Regions from separate parts of the Homo sapiens genome. Here region 1 is linked to region 2. A link is a contact called in ENCODE Hi-C or POLR2A ChIA-PET data. All regions are on one chromosome and are shown on one strand. Each heading gives the region's core, a stretch centred on a gene start or an enhancer-like site at or near the end of the contact. The rest is flanking DNA. Distances are from core to core; before and after follow the strand shown. Region 1 has its middle 31 kb from the start of QPRT. Region 2 holds the start of ZG16 (zymogen granule protein 16).

Region 1 (2,700 bases), core at 193-2,692, 68 kb before region 2:
TGTAAAACATCATGGTGCCCTGCATTTGCATCTTAAAAGGCTAGGGTGAGAGGGCCAGTTTTTTCGTGGGCTATATGAATGACATGCCTGGTTAAACCAATCCCCTAAGCCCTATGCAAATTAGACAACACCTCCTCCAGCCTCCTCATATACCCGGTTGGTATGCCCCGCATTTGTGGTCTCCTCTCTTGGCTTTGGAGCCCCCCTCCCTCTGTCTCTGTACGGGGGTGCCTTCTTCTTTTCTTCTTCTCCCTTCTTTCTTGCCTATTAAACTCTCCACTTCTTAATACCACTACACGTGTATCTGTGTCATTTTATCCAATTTGCATGAGACAAGAGCCCTGGTGCCCCTCCACTCATCAGAGCCGTATCATTTTGGTGCATGGGCCAGGAAAATCCAAAGTACAGCCTTCGTTGGAGTGGTGAGTATGGGAGCAATCCTAAAATCTGTTCTATCATTACGAGGCGCTCTTAGCCTCTATATTAAAATAAATCAAACGGGCGTCCGTCAGCCTAATACATAGGCTTAGCATTGGCTGCCGTACTAAAGACTCGGATGTGAGGCTTGCTGGGGAGAACTTGGAGAATCCCCCATTACCCACAGGTACTGGGAATTTTGGCCATGTTTGAACTAGCTTCTTTTTGTTAGGGATAACGCTCAAAATCCTAAGGAAATTGAACACTCGAACAAAGGATTCTTAGCAAAGCAATTTTACTTCTGCACAGAGGGTTGCCTCCTTGGCCAGTTGCCATGAGAGCACACCTGAACAAAGGGGCATGAGAGCCTTTATTTGCGATGGAAGTCCTGCCCCTGTACCCTTTCCTCATTGGCTGGGGTTGGGTCATACAATCTAAACTAATCCCGGTTGGCTAAACATTTCATTTTTTAAGATAGGGTGGGCACGTAAAAACAAGTGGAGAGGAAGGGGAAGGGGTGTCTGTAATGAGCTAGAAAGTTAGTCATTTTTCCAAATAAGGAAAGGAATGTGAGCTGGTACTGATAACGCTTGGTACTGTGGTGTGCCTGGGCATCTAACAAAGGCAAAATGGAAAAGGAGAAAGAAGGAGAAAAAAGGGGGGGGGTACAATGAATTAAAGAATGAAAGATTGATGAGATTATTTGAAGAGAAACCTCATCATATTCCACATTTTCACAGGGAGACCTTGCCATCATGCGAGGCTGGGAAAACTTCTGAGGTAACTGAGAATTTCTGGTCAGGGCACACTCTGGCATGATTCAAGGGCCTCTGGACCGGACGCAGCCTCCGACAGCCGGGTGTTGGCAGAGAATCCTCAACTATCCTGTGGCCAAATTTTCTTTCTGTCTCTATCCATGGTCTCTTACCCTCTCTGTGTGTCTAATGTGCAGGGATCTTTACAGTTCAGGGAAACAGGTCTGCTAGAAGAGATGGTGAATCACGGCAGCCAGTAACTCAATAAACGTTTCTCTATGGTTTCTCTGGTGAGCACGTGGTATTTCTAAGCCACCTAGTGGCAATAAAAATCCTCTTCATGAGACACATTGCTGGTTCTCTACGGTACATTGCAGCTTCGCAATTTTTCTATTTTGCGCTTTTTTACTGCTATTTCTGTGAACGGGAAGGCTCTGCTTTTAACAGGAGTCAAATGTCTTCTGCAGCCAGATTTTAGTCCTAATATTGTCCCATCAGTAGAAATTGGCCATTTGCTTCCTACGTTCTTTTAAGGCACCTATTCTGTCTCCAGTTAAGATAGTACTTAATTAGTAGGGAAATTTTAAGTCTGGAAGTTAACCGGAACCATTTTCCTATGGGTAAATGTTTTATCATAGGCCATAATAGCAGGATTTAGAGTTCAATCTAGCATGCCCCCTGCCTTAAAGGGGTCTTGCCCAATTACATGATTTTTCTTGAAATCCATTTTTTTAGGAAGGCACAAAGGCCACACAAGTCTGGAAGGTCAAAGAGAAATAAAAGGCAGAGGACTAAGGCTGCTTGGGGAAAGCGTGACTAAGGCTCAAAAGTTGAGTTCCTCTGATGTCATGGCTTGGAGGGTCACGCCTGCAGTCACAGGTCACTGGTGGCCCATTTAAATAGGTGCTGGGAATCCAGAAACCACGGAGAGAAGATAGTTGGGGGAACTCCCCCTACTGCTTTTGTCTCCAACCTGGATCACATACCAAAAGGAAGGAGACTAAAAGAACGCTTTTATTCTCACTTCTCTTTCTAGATGGGAATTAGATCATGTATAACATGCACTGCCCTCGAGTGTATTTTAAAGCACTGGGACTCCTTCAACTCTGAAACTTTGAAGAAAAAGTGGCTTATTTTCTTTTACACAAGGGCATGGCGTATTTGTTTTTGTTTTTTTTTTGTTTTTTTTGTTTTTTTTTTTTTGAGACGGAGTCCTGCTCCGTCACTCAGGCTGGAGTGCAGTGGCTCGATTTCGGCTCACTGCAAGCTCCACCTCCCGGGTTCACACCATTCTCATGCCTCAGCCTCCCGAGTAGCTGGGACTACAGGCGCCCGCCACCACGCCCGGCTAACTTTTTTTGTATATTTAATAGAGACGGGGTTTCACTGTGTTAGCCGGGATGGTCTCAATCTCCTGACCTCGTGATCCACCCATCTAGGCCTCCCAAAGTGCTGGGATTACAGGCCTGAGCCACTGCCCCCGGCTGGGCGTGGCCTTTTTACTAAACTTCTGCAAGCGTTGCAAAAT
Region 2 (2,700 bases), core at 186-2,685:
AGAAAAAAAAGCAATTACAGCAAAATATTAACCATAGTAGAATCTATACAGTGGTTATATAAGTGTCCACTATACAATTCTTTTTTTTTTTTTCCTTTTTTTGAGACTTGATGTTTCGATCATGGCTCACTGCAACTTTGACCTCCTCAGCTCAAGTGATCCTCTTGCCTCAGCCTCCTGACTAGCTGGGATCACAGGTGTGCACCACCATGCCTGGCTAATTGTTTTATTTTTTGTAGAGACGAGATCTCCCTATGTTGCCCATGTTGGTCCTGAACTCCTGAGCTTAAGCAGTCCTCCTGCTTTGACCTCTCAAAGTGCCGGGATTACAGGCATGAGCCACTGCACCCAGTCTTGCTATACGATTCTTTTGTTTTTTTTTTTTTTTTTTTTGAGATGGAGTCTCACTCTGTCGCCCAGGCTAGAGTGCAGTGGAGTGATCTCAGCTCACTGCAACCTCTGCCCCTCAGGTTCAAGTGATTCTCCTGCCTCAGTCTCCTGACTAGCTGGGATCACAGGCACCTGCCATCACACCCAGCTACTTTTTGTATTTTTAGTACAGATGGGGTTTCGCCATGTTGGCCAAGCTGGTCTCAAACTCCTGACCTCAGGTGATCCAGCTGCCTCAGCTTCCCAAAGTGTTGGATTATGGGTGTGAGCCACTGGGCCCAGCCACTGTACAATTCTTTAAACTTTTATATGTGTTTGGATTTTTCATAATATTAGAAAAGGGAAAGAAAAAAATGTCTGGCAAATAGTCAGCACTCGTAAGTATAAGATTTTGGGAATATATTCCCTTCTGGGAGAATCCACATTTCGAATGCCTGGGAAGGGCTCTGTTTGTCCTGACAGATGGCAGATTTCAGGTGAGAGCACCTACTAAGCCTAGAGGTGATAAGCTACTTTGCCCACCTAGAGCTGCTGGTGGTGACCTTAAGTTTACTATGTTTCTCCTGGTATACGGCACTTGGCCCAGAGTGGACTCCAGCTTGCCACCTGTCACCCAGGCTGGAGTGCAGTGGCGTGATCTTGTCTCACTGCAGCCTCAACGTCCTGGGCTCAGGCGATCTTCCCTACCTCCCTCCTGATTAGTTGAGGCTACAGGTGCTCGTCACCATGCCCGGCTAATTTTTGTTTTTGTTTTTTGTTTTGGTAGAGATGGGGTCTCACACTCTTGCCCAGGCTGAGCTAGAACTCCTGGCCTCAAGCGATCTGCCTCTGCCTCCCAAAGCATTGTAATGACAGGTGTGAGTCACCATGCCCAGCCAGGAACTCAGAGAATCTTACCCTATGCTGTAGTATCTGTTGACTATGGGGTAGAGGCAGGATAAGGTGTTCCAGACCCTGCCTGACACCTGATCCGAAGAGGTTGCTCATGTTTGCTCAGGAGGTGAGGTTCACACAATAAAGGGCAGGAGGAGGGCTTGGACCTGGTATAAAACATCTGGAAGTTTCCAGGGGGCTGCTTTGCATCTGAAACTGTCAGGTGAGGGGTGACAGAGATGCCTGAATCTGAGTTGGGGGGGAATTCAAATCTGAGCTGGCGAAGAGGATGCCTGGAAGGAATGGCAGGAAAGACTTGAGTTAATTGGCGCTTCTGGGTCTGCAGTAATCTTAGGTGCAAAGCTGTCTAGGTCTCTGCTGAAGGACTGGGGACACCTGGGATGTTCAGGAGAATAGAAATGGCCAGATGTGTGTTAGTGGAGAAAAGAATAGTGACACATAGACCAGGCACCTGGGGTCTAATATCTTGAGCTGGTCCCGACTCCTTCTGCAACTTCTCTGTCTGTCCTAGTTCCACCAGCACTGCTTGGATACTGGTGCTGGCACAGTTCCTTCTGTCACCAACTTTGCTCCCCAGGTAACATAGAGGCAACTCTAAAATGCTTCTTTCCTTGAGACCAGGTGGATGCCAGGGATTTAAACCATGCTCCAGGTGCCCCATAATCCAGGCCAATTCACCACAGATGATGAGGCTTTCTTTGCTCAGCCTCTGGGCTCAGTAAACTCAGCCATCTCTTTGCTTGGGAGAGGTCCTCTACTCCCTCCTTAGAAAACTCGTTTCCTGGCTATGGCCATACCAACCCAAATGTACCTGGGCTTGGCTGACTTCAGAAAACTTTTCTGCTTTGTGCCAGGATGGAATAAGGCTTAATCCAGATAGTTAGAGTTCATCTTCAGGCCTGAGAGAAAAAGAGGAGGGCTTGGCTACAGCCAGACCAGGGAGAGCTGGAGGGGTCAGGGACATTGAAGGTAGCATCAGAGAGGAACAGGACTACAGGCTATGGACAGTCCTTTCTAAGCTCAAGACTGGGTCTGCTAGGTCTAAGTTGAAGGACGAAGAAGGCTTGGTCTGAGCTGCAGGTCAGGAGTGCCTGGGTCAATCAAGTCAACAAGGAAGAAGGTGAATCTTCATTTGCTCTTTTCTTCCCACTCCAGCCCCAGAATGTTGACAGTCGCTCTCCTAGCCCTTCTCTGTGCCTCAGCCTCTGGCAATGCCAGTAAGTGAGATACCAGGAGCCTGGTATTGGGGACTTGGGAAGGCAGCCTTGGGCACTGCTGTTGGCCAAGGCTTTTGGAGGTTGGCTTGGGGTGGGGAGCTGAGTTGTCGGAGGAACAGGGGTGATGCAGAGAAACTGAACTCCTGGAAGATTTCTCCCTCCAACTCCTGCTTGCCCCTCCAGTTCAGGCCAGGTCTTC

Evidence for each region. A loop is a pair of places that touch in the nucleus more often than their neighbours do. ChIA-PET counts read pairs that join two places held with the same protein, here RNA polymerase II (POLR2A). Pooled maps may share reads with other maps.
Region 1: a map of heart right ventricle shows a loop between it and region 2 (5-fold over the local background). The contact joins the enhancer-like site here to the promoter of ZG16 in region 2. A Hi-C loop is called at or near these places in 19 of 168 maps with a recorded cell type or tissue (CD14-positive monocyte, CD4-positive, alpha-beta T cell, CD4-positive, alpha-beta memory T cell and 14 more), 3 of 37 single-sample maps with no recorded cell type and 24 of 50 pooled maps. POLR2A ChIA-PET finds 5 or more read pairs at or near these places in 26 of 52 experiments (A549, B cell, CD4-positive, alpha-beta T cell and 20 more).

What each region holds. Positions count from the first base shown.
Region 1 is chr16:29,709,034-29,711,733 of GRCh38, forward strand. No RefSeq gene overlaps it. Among named protein-coding and RNA genes, the nearest start is that of QPRT, 31 kb to the left of the region's middle. RefSeq lists enhancers at 115-696, 697-1,278. Within about 2 kb of position 1,443, at least 3 of the 41 ENCODE cell types and tissues checked have a DNase peak (open chromatin) inside an H3K27ac peak, as active enhancers do; they include CD14-positive monocyte and endothelial cell of umbilical vein, where a contact is called at or near this core.
Region 2 is chr16:29,776,821-29,779,520 of GRCh38, forward strand. It overlaps ZG16 (zymogen granule protein 16), which reads left to right and starts at 1,436. Exons shown (of 4, transcript NM_152338.4): 1 at 1,436-1,486; 2 at 2,440-2,501; 3 at 2,685-2,700. The coding sequence starts at 2,447.